Linked DNA regions of Homo sapiens: region 1 is linked to region 2. The links are chromatin contacts, found by Hi-C or POLR2A ChIA-PET in ENCODE. All regions are on one chromosome and are shown on one strand. Each heading gives the region's core, a stretch centred on a gene start or an enhancer-like site at or near the end of the contact. The rest is flanking DNA. Distances are from core to core; before and after follow the strand shown. Region 1 holds the start of DHX36 (DEAH-box helicase 36). Region 2 holds the start of ARHGEF26 (Rho guanine nucleotide exchange factor 26).

The links. Hi-C counts contacts between places; a loop is a spot of excess contacts on that map. ChIA-PET counts read pairs that join two places held with the same protein, here RNA polymerase II (POLR2A). Pooled maps may share reads with other maps.
Region 1: a map of sigmoid colon shows a loop between it and region 2 (2.3-fold over the local background). The contact joins the promoter of DHX36 here to the promoter of ARHGEF26 in region 2. A Hi-C loop is called at or near these places in 8 of 168 maps with a recorded cell type or tissue (CD4-positive, alpha-beta memory T cell, chondrocyte, colonic mucosa and 4 more), 2 of 37 single-sample maps with no recorded cell type and 23 of 50 pooled maps. POLR2A ChIA-PET finds 5 or more read pairs at or near these places in 3 of 52 experiments (A549, Panc1 and activated naive CD8-positive, alpha-beta T cell).

Annotation. Positions count from the first base shown.
Region 1 is chr3:154,320,376-154,326,638 of GRCh38, forward strand. DHX36 (DEAH-box helicase 36) reads right to left here and starts at 4,112. Exons shown (of 25, transcript NM_020865.3): 1 at 3,799-4,112. The coding sequence starts at 4,041. RefSeq lists an enhancer at 4,005-4,299.
Region 2 is chr3:154,119,385-154,126,133 of GRCh38, forward strand. It overlaps ARHGEF26 (Rho guanine nucleotide exchange factor 26), which reads left to right and starts at 2,006. Exons shown (of 15, transcript NM_015595.4): 1 at 2,006-2,135; 2 at 2,558-3,691; 3 at 5,026-5,065. The coding sequence starts at 2,609. ARHGEF26-AS1 (ARHGEF26 antisense RNA 1) reads right to left here and starts at 1,826. Exons shown (of 4, transcript NR_037901.1): 1 at 1,688-1,826.

The DNA.
Region 1 (6,263 bases), core at 2,862-5,361, 200 kb after region 2:
TTAACAAGATGTCAGGTGATTCCTATGCACATTCAAGTCTGAGAAGCAATGGTCTATAGAATTCAGGCTGGGCCCACTCTATTTCTGACTGTTCACTCCCACACTCCAACTACTACCCATGAGCCCATTAACTGTCAAATACTTATCTCCAGTCTAGATTTTTCTAGGCATCAGATCTACACAGCCCTCTCCCTCCTGCAAATCCTCATTTGTATGCCCTATAACAATATCAAACTCATAGTGTCCATAGCTGAGCCTTCTTCCAACAAGCCTGATCCTTACAGATAGGCATAAAAGAGTCATCATTAACACTGTACTCGTCCCTTCAGATAAAATACATCACAAAATCATTTTGAGTCTACCTCCTAAATCACTTTAATCTGTCCACTCCCCTCCATCTCCACTGCCAACGTGCTAATTCAAGCTGTCATTTCTCACCTTAGTTACTGCAAGGGCTACTTCACTGGTCCCCCTGAACCAGGATTACCTCTCTTCAATCCATTCCTTATACTGCTACCAGAGTGAATTTAAACATTTAAAATCCAGTCATTTCATTCTTTGTTTAAAATGTTTTAATGACTTGCTACAGTCCTTAGAAAGACTCAATGTATCTCAAGGCCCCGCGTATTTTTCTAGCCCAGAGATTTTCAAATTGCTGTTTCTGAAATTATATTAAAGGATCATGACCAGCATTAATAAAAAGAGAACAGAGAAGTTCAAAAGCAAAAAAACCTCAAAGCAATGTGCAGATAATTAAATATTATTTTACAAAACTTTTCATCTAGTTATACATATGTGTGTACTGGGTTGTAAATTCAAATACATTCCTTTTTGGGCAAAGTGGCCAACAAGTTTGAAATTGACTGCCCTAACCTCATCTCAATACACTCCACATCCATGTTCTTATCTTTTACAGTTTCTCGAACTGAAAATGTGCTTCCTTGATCTCTATGTTATGGCACATGCTACTGCCTTTGCCTGGAATCTTTTCCAAACCCCAAACTTCAAACACACACACGTACATTCACTTTGTTATCTTTCAAGTTTCAACTTAAGGGTTACTGTCCCTGAAAAATCTTCTAAAATACCTTGCCCTGAGTTAGGTGATAGCCCATATTCTCTAATACCTTAATACTGTATTCTATTTATCGCTCCAAACACACCACAATCTCTGTAGAGCCTATATCTATTTTATTAATTAATACAGTGCTTAAGATACTGTCACAAAAATAATGTCCTCAATAAATATTTGTTGAAAGAACATTTGTTCAAGAATGCATCATTAGAATGCATTCATTTTCAGCCAGGCGCCATGGCTCACGCCTGTAATCCCAGCACTTTGGGAGGCCAGGGCTGGTGGATCACCTGAGGTCAGGAGCTCAAGACCAGCCTGGCCAACATGGCAAAACCCTGTCTCTTCTAAAAATACAAAAATTAGCCAAGTGTGGTGGTGCACACCCGTAATCTCAGCTACTCAGGAAGCAGAGGGTGCAGTGAGCCGAGATCACACCACTGCACTCCAGACTGGGCAACAGAGTGAGACTCCAACTCAAAAAAAAAAAAAAAAAGTCTTCATTTTGAAAACACATGACATGACTTTAAAAGTGAAAGCTACCGAAATTCTGACTGGGAAACAATGATATCAAGCTAAAGGTGGTCAAAGAAGAGCTGGGACGAGCCCATTGAAAAATACTCCTATTTAAACAAGAAAGAAAGGTACATTTTGGACAGGAGAACAGTATGACACTGTAATGAAAAGTAAAAATAAAGTATGCCTAAAAAAACTATAATTATATCAGACTGGAGACATGGGCTCAGAGAAATGTGCACAGCGGTAAACCTGTTACGTTGAAGCCGTATTACCAAGATTTCCAGAGAACATGTCAAGATGCAACTGAAATATATCAGACTGAGACAGAAGTGACATGACTTCCAATCTGAAGTTGTGAATTAGGTAATAAAATGATCTAATTTTTCCTTTTAAAAGATCACCATAGGCGGCTCTGTAAAGCACAGACAATGCAGAGCAAGAATGGAAGCTAGATGACTAGTTAGAAGGCAAGAACAGAAAACAAACAGTGGCTTGATCTATGGTAACTATTCTGGAGGTAAGTGGTTAGATTGGGATATATTAACAAGGCAGAGATTTGCTGAAATGAAGGGGAAGAAGCAAAGATAAATCTCATTTGGCCTTGCCAAGTGAATAAATGGTCGTGTCACCACTAAAAGGAGGATGGGAACGCAAGTAGAAATGAAAAGTTCCATTCATAACATCCACTGCACAACTGGCTATACCCTTCATGTGGAAACAATAATGAACATTTTTTCCTGACTTATTTAACTTTTCATCTGTTTAGGTATTATTTTCTCAGCTAGACTGTAAGCTCTTTGAATACCACATTTCTTCAAGTCCCTGGAGCAATATGCATAAAACCTTGTTTCAAACAGAGCCTTAATAAATAAAAGTTGTAAAGTTACTTAGACGTCCGTATCCTGATTTTCAAGCCAGTATGCCCAACGAAAAAGTTAATTTGGGGCTGTAAAAGAAATGGATTTGTTTTTTAAAGAAAAGTTTAAATTATGAAGATAAATGGATAAGGCCCCCAAAACACCTGAATGAACATGACATGGTTAAAAGAAATAAAAAGAAATGGAACGGTTTAAAAATAGTAGTCTAGGCCTGGCGTGGTGGCTCACGCCTGTAATCCCAGCACTTTGGGAGGCCGAGTTGGGTGGATCACCTGAGGTCAGGAGTTCGAGACCAACCTGGCCAACATGGTGAAACCCCGTCTCTACTAAAAATACAAAAATTAGCCGGAGGTGGTGGCGGACGCCTGTAATCCCAGCTACTCGGGAGGCTGAAGCAGGAGAATCGCTTGAACTTGGGAGGCGGAGGTTGCAGTGAGCTAAGATCGTGCCACTGCACTCCAGCCTGGGCGACAGAGTGAGACCCTGTCTTAAAAAAAAAAAAAGTTGCCTAAATGATGATCTAATTACACTCTATAATACATTTTATAAGGTGCTTTTAAAAAGTCACCAAAGGCCTATACTAAGAAAGTTCCTGCTTAATGATAAAAATTATTTTTTATTAGAATTTTATTTACTAGTCACTCGGAGAACTTTGTTTCCCTTACTACAGATCTTTAAGACACAAATCAACCTGACAATCACCTGAAGAGAGGAGAGTAAGCCAAATCATCTCTGGAGATTCCTTTCATTTTCCTTTTCAAAGAGAATCTGCTCATCAATAGAAATTTCTCCACCCCAACATAAAAAACAAAAACCTAGGTTTGCAGATAATTTTAACACTAATAATAAAAGCTGGACTATTTTTCTGAATGATCCACATCCAAAACAGTGTCTGCCTGCTTTTGTTCCGCGCAAACCTATCTCAAATGTAGAAAGGTCGCTATGTGCTTCTTCACCAGGCAAAGACCTTAAAGTGACAATTATTATTCTAAGGGAAAGGACGGCCAGAGATACGACAACGACACTCCTAATAAAGTTAATTTCGGTTGGAACGTGAACTTAACATTTGCTTTGTCACAGTTCTCAAGTCCTTTAAGCAAAGTATATATTCAGCCTGCATAAATCCTGCCTGTTTTTGGTCAGATGAGCATGGCTAATGTTACGCAGTACACCCGCTACGGGGAGCGCCAGCATAATATATTTGCGCCTCATTTACATTTCACAAAACACGTGCATCACTTAAGAAACAAAACCAAGAAAAAGGGGGCAGCGGGAGAGAGAAGAAAACCTGTGCTGCCTCATCCTCTCCACTACTGAATCCGAGATTACCTCTTGCCTCTCCGCTTCCTTGTTCTTCTGCCCCTGTTTTTTCGCGTACCACATGCCGATTTCGCGGCCTTTCAGGTGCCCGGGATGCCGGCCCCTGCCGCCTCGACCACCCCCTCCGCCGCCGCCGCCTCCTCCGGAGCCTCGGTTACCTCCATGACCCCCTGCTGGCCCCCCTCCATAGCCCCCACCGGAGCTGCGGGGACCCCCATCACGGCCCCAGTTCTGATGGTAGTCATAACTCATTGTCCTGGCAGACTACAACCCGTCAGAACCAGCAACCGCTGGAAATGGCGTCCGGGCCCGGAAGCCACTGTGCGCCCACTTCCGTTTTGCTTCCGTAGCACCGCACAAGAGGGCGGGCCATTTAGCGTCACAAGCAGTGGTTTCTGGTGACGTCACGGGAGGACGACCCCGGTGGTCTGGAGGGTGGCAGGGATCAGGTTCTGTCTGAGCCCCCGAGTTGTTTATCTTTGTACCTCTGGAGCAACAGCCAGCCAAAGGCTCGTAGATTTTCTTTCCCTAGGCCCAGCAAGTGAGCCAATAGCTTTTGGTTTTTACTTTCTTATTCCTGGTAAATCCGCAGTTTTTTTGCACTTAGGTCCTAGGGTAGTAAACGTTGATTGAAACAAAAGAACCCTTGGATCAATTCGCCGTCTTCTAAAGAAAAGTCTCTAAAAAATGAGTTCTTCTAGTCTTGAAAACAGCCTGACAACTATTCAAATATGTAATTTAAAATCCCCTTACCTCCTTGAAAGTGTTGTCACTATTTAGTACGTTTATCCAATAGTGTTAAGATGAGCGTGTCTACCCAAATTCGGTGCAGAGCTCTTAGGCAATGTAAATAAACTACTTTGAAGATTCATGTGTTCATATGAAGCCACATACTGTTTATTAACCAGCACACTGAGTGTTTTGTACAAGCTGTTCTTGAATAATCAAGTAATTGGGCCACACAGGCTTGGATGTACACCAGGAGATATCCAGCTCATGTTACAGTTAACTGATGTAAAGGTGCTGGGAATACTCACTGAACAAAGCAAGTATGGCATGAGCTTTTATTTGCCTACAGTCTTAAGGGAAAGACAAAGGCTATCTTTGTGCAGTGAATTAAGAAAGGGAAATGCTGTATGCCAGGAAGGGGTCTACAATACACCATTGTGGCCTAAAAATTATTTTGAGCAAAGACATTTGAGTTTCTGAAATCTACCTGTCTAAATGCAGAACCACACGGAGGAATTCAAATCAAGCTCCTCCCTGGGAGGGAAACCCAGGAAGACTGACTCTTATCACTGGAGGTTAGAAGCTGGCAACACACTTGAATAGACATTGTCACAAAGCTATCATATCTGGCATCTGTTTTAAGGTGTCATTTATTTTTACTAAAAGTCATTTGTTTTTTCCATACGTGCTGTTTTCCCCTTTCCTTCCCTTTATAAGATGGTAGATAAGTCAGAACTCTACCTCCCTGAATCACCTTTTTCTGTGAACTCTATTATGTATGTGGTTAAGTCTGTCTTTTCTTTTGCTAATCTGTTTTGTCACTTTAAGTCTGGGGCCTGCAAACACTGAATCTAAGAAAGTAGACAAAAAGTATTTCCTCCCTAAGAGCCAAGAGATACTACAGCAAAAGAATTTAATTTTGGAGTTAGGTGAGTTATGCAACAACTTTTGAGATAAGTAGACTTTTGCCAGACTAATGGGCAGAAGAAAAGTATGGCAGGTGAAAGGAACAATGTGTAAAGACAGATAATGATGTGAGACATCGGAGAACTTAAAACAACTACCCTGAATCTTAAAGCCTGATGGGGAAGGCCAAAGAGGTAGATAGGGGTCTGATTATGGAAAACTTATGTGCCACTTAAAGAACAGTGATATGTTTATGCAGAGCAGTGGTTATTTTGACTGCTTCAATTGGAAATAAATAGCGGAGACAAGAGTGGATACAGGGAAACTAGTTAATGTGATGTAGGGGAGGCAAAATGGGATGACAGGGCATTACATGTGGAAAGAATTGGAATCAGGAGACATTAGAAGATAAAATTACTTAAATTTGATGATTCATTGAATGTGGAGAATTGGAAGGGTTAAACGACTCCAAGTTTAAGATTTGAATTATTAACCCATGGGGAGGCACATTGTATCCTGAGATGAGAAACACAGGACAAGGAACATTTTGGGGGTGAGGGGCAGGGCAAGTTAATGTGTTTTATTTTTACATGTGGACTTTGAGGAACTTATGAAACATACAAATGGAGTATCTAGAAAGCAGGCTGTAAGAGTTAAAAGCACAGAGGCCAGGTGTGGTGGCTCACACCTGTGATCCCAGTACTTTGGGAGGCCAAGGTGGGCAGATAACTTGAGGCCAGGAGTTTGAGACCAGCCTGGCCAACATGGTGAAACCGTCTCTACTAAAAATACAAAAATTAGCTGTGCATGGTGGTGCATGCCTGTAATCCCAGCTACTC
Region 2 (6,749 bases), core at 756-3,255:
TATATTTCCCCAATATAACAGCAATACATGTTGGTATAGAAAACACCTTATATTAAAAAAAAAGTCTATGTACCTACATGTGAGTATGTAATCAGCCATGTCTTCCACCCAATGTGGAAAATTTCTTTCTTAAAAATTTTCTTAGGCCAGGAGCGGTGGCTCACACCTGCAATTCCCAGCACTTTGGGAGGCCAAGGTGGGTGGATCACCTGAAATTGGGAGTTCGAGACCACCCTGACCAACATGGAGAAACCCTGTCTCTACTAAAAATACAAAATTAGCCGCGCGTGGTGGTACATGCCTGTAATCCCAGCTACTCGGGAGGCTGAGGCAGGAGAATTGCTTGAACCCTGAAGGCGGAGGTTGCGGTGAGCCGAGATCGCATCATTGGACTCCAGCCTGGGCAACAAGAGCAAAACTCCGTCTAAAAAAAAAAAAGTTTCTTATACATTTTTCGATGCCGTTTCTTTTTTTCTTTGTTTATGAAAATGTCTCAGATCAAAGTAATATATCTTCATTGTCCAGGATATTTCGTTAAGTATAGAAAAATATAAAGCAGCATGAAACATACTATCCTTCATCTCACCACCCAGAGATCACATCTTAATATTTTTGGCCATTGCATTCAATCTAGGGCAAAAACAGGCAGCATAACTTGCACACAGTGGATGCTCACTGCATCCCTGCTGAATGCATGAATGCAGAAAGAGAACTTGGAGAAGGGCCCATTTGTCTTGCTAATAGAATCAATTATACAGCTCTTATGGTCTAAAATTATTTGTCTTCTCAAGTTTGCCTCATTATTGTCACACAGCAGGAGCCTGGCCAAGACACAGCCATCTTTCTACTATTTGACAACCAAGCACTTTGGAAGGAATGGTCACTGTTTTCACTTCATTCCTGTCATTCATTCTCTCACTCATTAAATAAATATTAAGTGCCCACCATGTGCCGGAAATACGGAGAAGAAAAAAAAACATGACCCCTGCCCTCATGCAAATTACTGTGTAAAGACAAAAGACAATAAACATAAACACATAAATATATATATATACAAAATTTTATAAGTGCAAAAATAGAAGAGAACAAGTGGCTGGGAAAATAAACGGGGCAATGGTATAATTAAGGAGGGGACAGGGAAGGCCTTTCTGACGCAGTGACAAGTCGGGTCAAGAAGGAACGAAAGGGAAGGTTATGAGGCTGTCAAACTTTGAGTGTGGCCAAAAAAATAATGAAGAAAGTGATGGAGGAAAGACTAGGCTGAAGAAGTAGGGCAGTAGTGAAGTGTCTTGTAAGCCATGCTAAGGATTTTGAGTTTTATTCTATGTACTGTTGGAAACCAATACTTTTTTTGTAGTGTAAATTGAGCTTATTTTTCACAGATAGGTTTCAAGATGCAAAGCATACAAGGACCAAAAATAATTATATGAAAACTCTCCCTCCCTCCGGTTTCCTAGCCACCCAGTTTCCCTCTTCAGAGCTGCCAGTCTTTCCTACGGAAAGACTCTAGGCACAAACAAGCCCATCTATCTGTTTATATTATAATGCATTTTCAGCACTGGGACGAGCCCATCTGATTTAAGACCACCTGAATGCTGAGAGGGCATGACTCTGCGTTAGAACTCTGCGCTACTGCCCACGCATCTCACAAAGTCTACTACGCCGCGCGTTCTCGGTTTCAACGCACCTCCAGGATTCAGGGCTTCCTAAGCTGCAATTCAGCAGGGCTCCCTTGCTTGTTCTCACTCTGTGCCCCCGGCAACGACCCCGCGCGCCTACACTCCCGTGCCGCCTCAGCTACTAGTCCGCAACTTCTAGCCCCAAAACGCTGGAGCTCAGAACCCAGCTCAGGTGCGCTCGTCGGTTTCCCAGGGAGACTGGGGCTGATTGTAGGCACGCGGGGGCGGGAAGACAGCTTCTTGCTTCTGGCTGCGATGGAGGCGGATCTGGGCGGGGCCGAAACGGGGGCGGGGCCAAGTGTGGGGGCGTAGTCAGGCGTGGGGGCGGGCCGGCGCCGGCGCCGCGGTCGGCGGCAGCGCTCTCCTAAGCTCTCGCGGCTGCGCTTCGGTCCCGGACCCGGGCCACCCACGGGGTAGTGGGTGCTCCTCGGCCCCGGACATTGCAAGCCCCAGAAGGTAAATTTGCGTGGGAGCCGCGCACCTGGAGCGCGAGGGTACCCATGATGAGGGCGGGAGGCTGGATGGCGACAGAAGGGAGCGTCCCGCGGCGAGTTTCCCAAGAAAGCTGAACTCGTCCCAAGTTTCTTGTGCCTCGGCTTGCACTCAGTGAATGGGTGGCGGGCTCATTTGCTGCGGGTGGTCTTTTGGCGCGGGAGGGACGCGGAGGTGATTGGATTAATCCGCCTGGGCGGCAGCCCAGATTTCTGCCGGGAACCGCGCACCGCAGTGGTGCAGTTTTTGCCCGAGAAAGGGCGGGTAAGTGCGGTGCAGTCGTGTCCTGCGCAGCAGCAGGGGGACCGCCGGTCTGGGAGCACGCGAGTCGGCCAGGCGTCCCCGGTTGTCCAGAGGCACAGTTTCCTAACTTCTTTCCTCTTTAGGCAAGACTAACTCGGTGTTGCTCCTCCCGGCGCTGACTTCGAGGCCCGGCTATGGACGGCGAGAGCGAGGTGGATTTTTCTAGCAACAGCATAACCCCTTTGTGGCGGAGGCGGTCGATTCCTCAGCCCCACCAGGTTCTGGGCCGGAGCAAGCCGAGGCCCCAGTCCTACCAGAGCCCCAACGGGTTACTAATTACGGATTTCCCGGTGGAGGACGGAGGGACGCTCCTCGCAGCGCAGATTCCCGCCCAGGTGCCCACCGCCTCGGACAGCAGGACGGTACATAGGAGCCCCCTGCTTCTGGGCGCCCAGCGGAGAGCGGTGGCCAATGGTGGGACGGCATCCCCGGAGTACAGGGCTGCCTCTCCTCGACTTCGACGGCCCAAGTCACCCAAGCTCCCCAAAGCGGTGCCTGGCGGCTCCCCGAAATCCCCAGCAAATGGCGCGGTGACCTTGCCTGCGCCGCCGCCGCCGCCGGTTCTGCGCCCCCCGCGGACTCCTAACGCGCCCGCCCCCTGCACCCCCGAGGAGGACCTTACTGGGTTGACTGCCAGCCCGGTGCCTTCGCCCACTGCAAATGGCCTTGCCGCTAATAACGACTCTCCTGGGTCAGGTTCGCAGTCCGGCCGGAAGGCAAAGGACCCCGAACGGGGGCTCTTTCCTGGGCCCCAGAAAAGTTCTTCGGAACAAAAACTCCCCCTCCAAAGGCTGCCCTCCCAGGAGAACGAGCTCCTCGAGAATCCTTCCGTGGTTTTGAGTACAAACAGCCCCGCCGCCCTCAAAGTGGGGAAGCAGCAGATCATTCCGAAGAGTCTGGCCTCGGAAATTAAAATAAGTAAATCCAACAATCAAAATGTGGAGCCCCACAAGAGACTCCTCAAGGTGCGCAGCATGGTGGAGGGCCTAGGAGGACCCCTGGGTCACGCAGGGGAGGAGAGTGAGGTCGATAACGACGTGGATAGCCCAGGGTCTCTGCGGAGAGGCTTGCGGTCCACGTCTTATCGCAGGGCAGTGGTCAGTGGCTTTGATTTTGACAGTCCTACCAGCTCGAAGAAGAAGAACAGAATGTCCCAGCCTGTTCTGAAAGTGGTGATGGAAGACAAGGAGAAGTTTTCCAGTCTGGGAAGGATAAAGGTAAAAGTGGGCAGGAGTGTGGCACGCCATTCACTAAGCGGAAAGTAAATGTGTTGGGAGTGGGGAGGAGGAGCGTAGAGGAAACCCGAAGAAGTCATTCCGTTTTAATTCTGTGTTTTGCTCTTGATTGCTAGTGTACATCCAGCTCTTGGCCACTTTGATGCTGGCAGGCACAGCCGAGTTTAGTGCAACTTTGTGGGAAGAAGTGAAATTCATCACTTTTAAATTTCTAAGCTCAGGCAGAATTGGGGGGGACAAGAGTGAAATATGGCAGATTATTGGCTGAGTGAGTCTTTACCACTTTTAAAAGAGATAGCTGAAAGGGGGAGGAGCATGTTCAGAACCGCACTCTGCAGTCAAGTTGTCTGGAGTTTGCTTAGAGGTTTCAGTCAATGATAGCTGTTATCACAGCTGATTCAGAAAAATACTGATTCCTGTTTGAGCCTGTTGATTATTTTTTGCTTTTACTTACTGAATTTTGAGTGGTTACTACGCACTTGATGTCATTCAGGTAGAATGTGAATTTGAAAATCAGTTGCCAGGATCACAAAAGACATAAATATTTTGTCATCTTTTTTGTTGCTTGTTTTTGTCACCGTGGCCTTTGGTTGTGTTTTATTCCCGTTGTATGCCCATTCATCCTTGAGTGCATGTAACAGATTGGCAGCTGAAAACTTAAGGTTAGGGTGGACACTGTGTGGTATTGCTCCCCTATATTGTCCCATTAGCTGCACTTATTAAAATATTGTCAAATATGACATAAAGAAACAGGGAAAACTGAAGAGGGGTATTTTGGAGTGTGTGCTTCCTTCCACAGAAACAACACAGGTTTCAGCAATAAGGCAGATTCTTTTTGGCAGCCACATTTTTTCTTGGTTAATCAGAGCACTGGAACCAGTCTATATAAATGGCACATATGCAAAACACAAGCAAGCCTGTTTTATTTTAGAGCCCGTGGTCTTAAAGAAAATAAATTACATAACATTTTATGTGTTTTTTCCAACTCTGCAAGTATAGCAAAGTTCAATTTAACAGTGATGGTGAATCACGAGTTGTAAAATGAGCTGACCTGCTAGTTATTTGAGGATTCTCAATCTGTTTTGACAGGGTGTGGGGGATCTTGTACATTTTATTTCATTGTTTCAGTGAATTGTAGTGATCAAATGAGTGAACTCCTCCAGGGCTCAGCTTCTGTGCGCTCTTGGAAATCTAATTAATGTAATGACTAAAAAAAAGTATTTTTACTTAAAATAGCTGTATTTTCTATTTGGCTCATTCATACATAGTTTGCTTTTCCTTTTTTTTTTTTTTTTTTACTTTTTTTTGTCTCTTAGAAAAAAATGCTGAAAGGACAAGGAACATTTGATGGGGAAGGTAAGCATTTAATTTTCCAAACTTTCATTGCTGTTTCAATGTGGAATACCAATTATAAGTTGAAATCCAACTGCAGTAACAAAAATGCTTACGATGAGAAATATGTCCAACTTCTTCTCAAATTATACAGTCCAAAGCTTCTCACTAAGCTAAATTTTTATCTAGTAATACTAATGGTGAATATAGTTAATGGCATTTTTTATAGGCTGATAACTTTTTCAGTCGATGTCCTGGGATTTTTAATTCTTCTCTACCTTGGCTCCATCCCCATGTTCCTCAGGAAGGGTAAGAGCAAGATCTAGCTTTTTAGTTAAAAATTCTGATTTTGGCATTTAGATCTGAAGTCATATTTCTTTAGGTCACATTTCCTTTGACTTAGTATTCTGCCCATATTTCCACATTTGATTATCATTTCTGACTTCCTGTTTCCTTATTAAGTTTCAGCTTTGGGGAAACTCTAACTCTCCTGGCTGACAAAAACATATTCTTAAGACTTTTCAACCCATGTAGTATTTTTATTAAGGATCTCAAAAAAAAAAAAAGCAGCTTCAACCAGGTGTTCAAACCCTAATCAGATTAATGGACTTTTTTAAATAGATGGGTCAAGCGTCAGCCAACTGGAAGAGCATGAAGGGAGCAGTCCCAGCTGTAGCACTTGTTGGGCTAGAGGGTCATGGTGGTAGTGAGGGTAGTTAAATTTTTGTCATGTTTTGAAGTGTGAAGATTTTCCAACCTTCAAAGAATAATAAAGAAGGGAGTGCCCCTCCATAGGTCAAGCAAATGTACAATCACCCAGAGTTATAAAATATGTAGCCTTAGGTGATTGTCAAGTAATTCCCTATATAATTTTTATAAAGATGAGTTTCCCATTGGAACATTTATAAATGACTTATCTATAAAAATTCATTCACCGCACCAATCTTAGGAAATCCAGATATAGTATTTAGCTGGTTGGAATAAGTTCATCTCCCTAATTTTATAATTGAGGAAACCAGAAGATCTGAGAGGTTTGGTAACCTGTCTGCTGTCACACCTAGTTACACAGCCAGTAGTAGGACACAGATCGAGTTCTTAGTCCAGTTTGCTGCTTCTTATAGCACTCTGACTATGAAGTGAACAGCATCTACCTAATATTTACCTAAGGAGATGCTTTACATTCCCTGGAATTTGATATTTATTTTGTGACCTCTGCCTAAGAGAGTTTAAAATTTTTAGATTTTTTTTGAAGTCAGAGAGTAGACTTCATTATAACTAGTTTTACGTTATTTCCTTTTATAAGGAGCTGTTTCTGTGTATCCTCTCATTTCTTCTCAAATATAATGACCTAGAAATTTTTTTCATGTACATACATATGTACATGAGGAATGCAGGATTCTTACAGTTAATGATTAACAAGAATGTAACTAAAGAAGCAGTGTGTCTAAATGGTGAGAATCTGTGATATTAGAGCCAGGCAGACCTGGGTTCCTGTCTTGCTGTTCCTGTTCATCAGTTAAGTGATACTGAGAAAAACCCTTAATATCACAGGGACCTCACTGAGCCACCTCATGTGTGAAATGAGGTTAATAATACTGTTGCCTAAGTTGTTGTGAAAATGAATGAGAAATCTGTCAACAATGTTATGCATATATACTTTGTGCCAACTACTTAGTACTTTGAAGACTAGGGGAGACTCAGCCTTTAC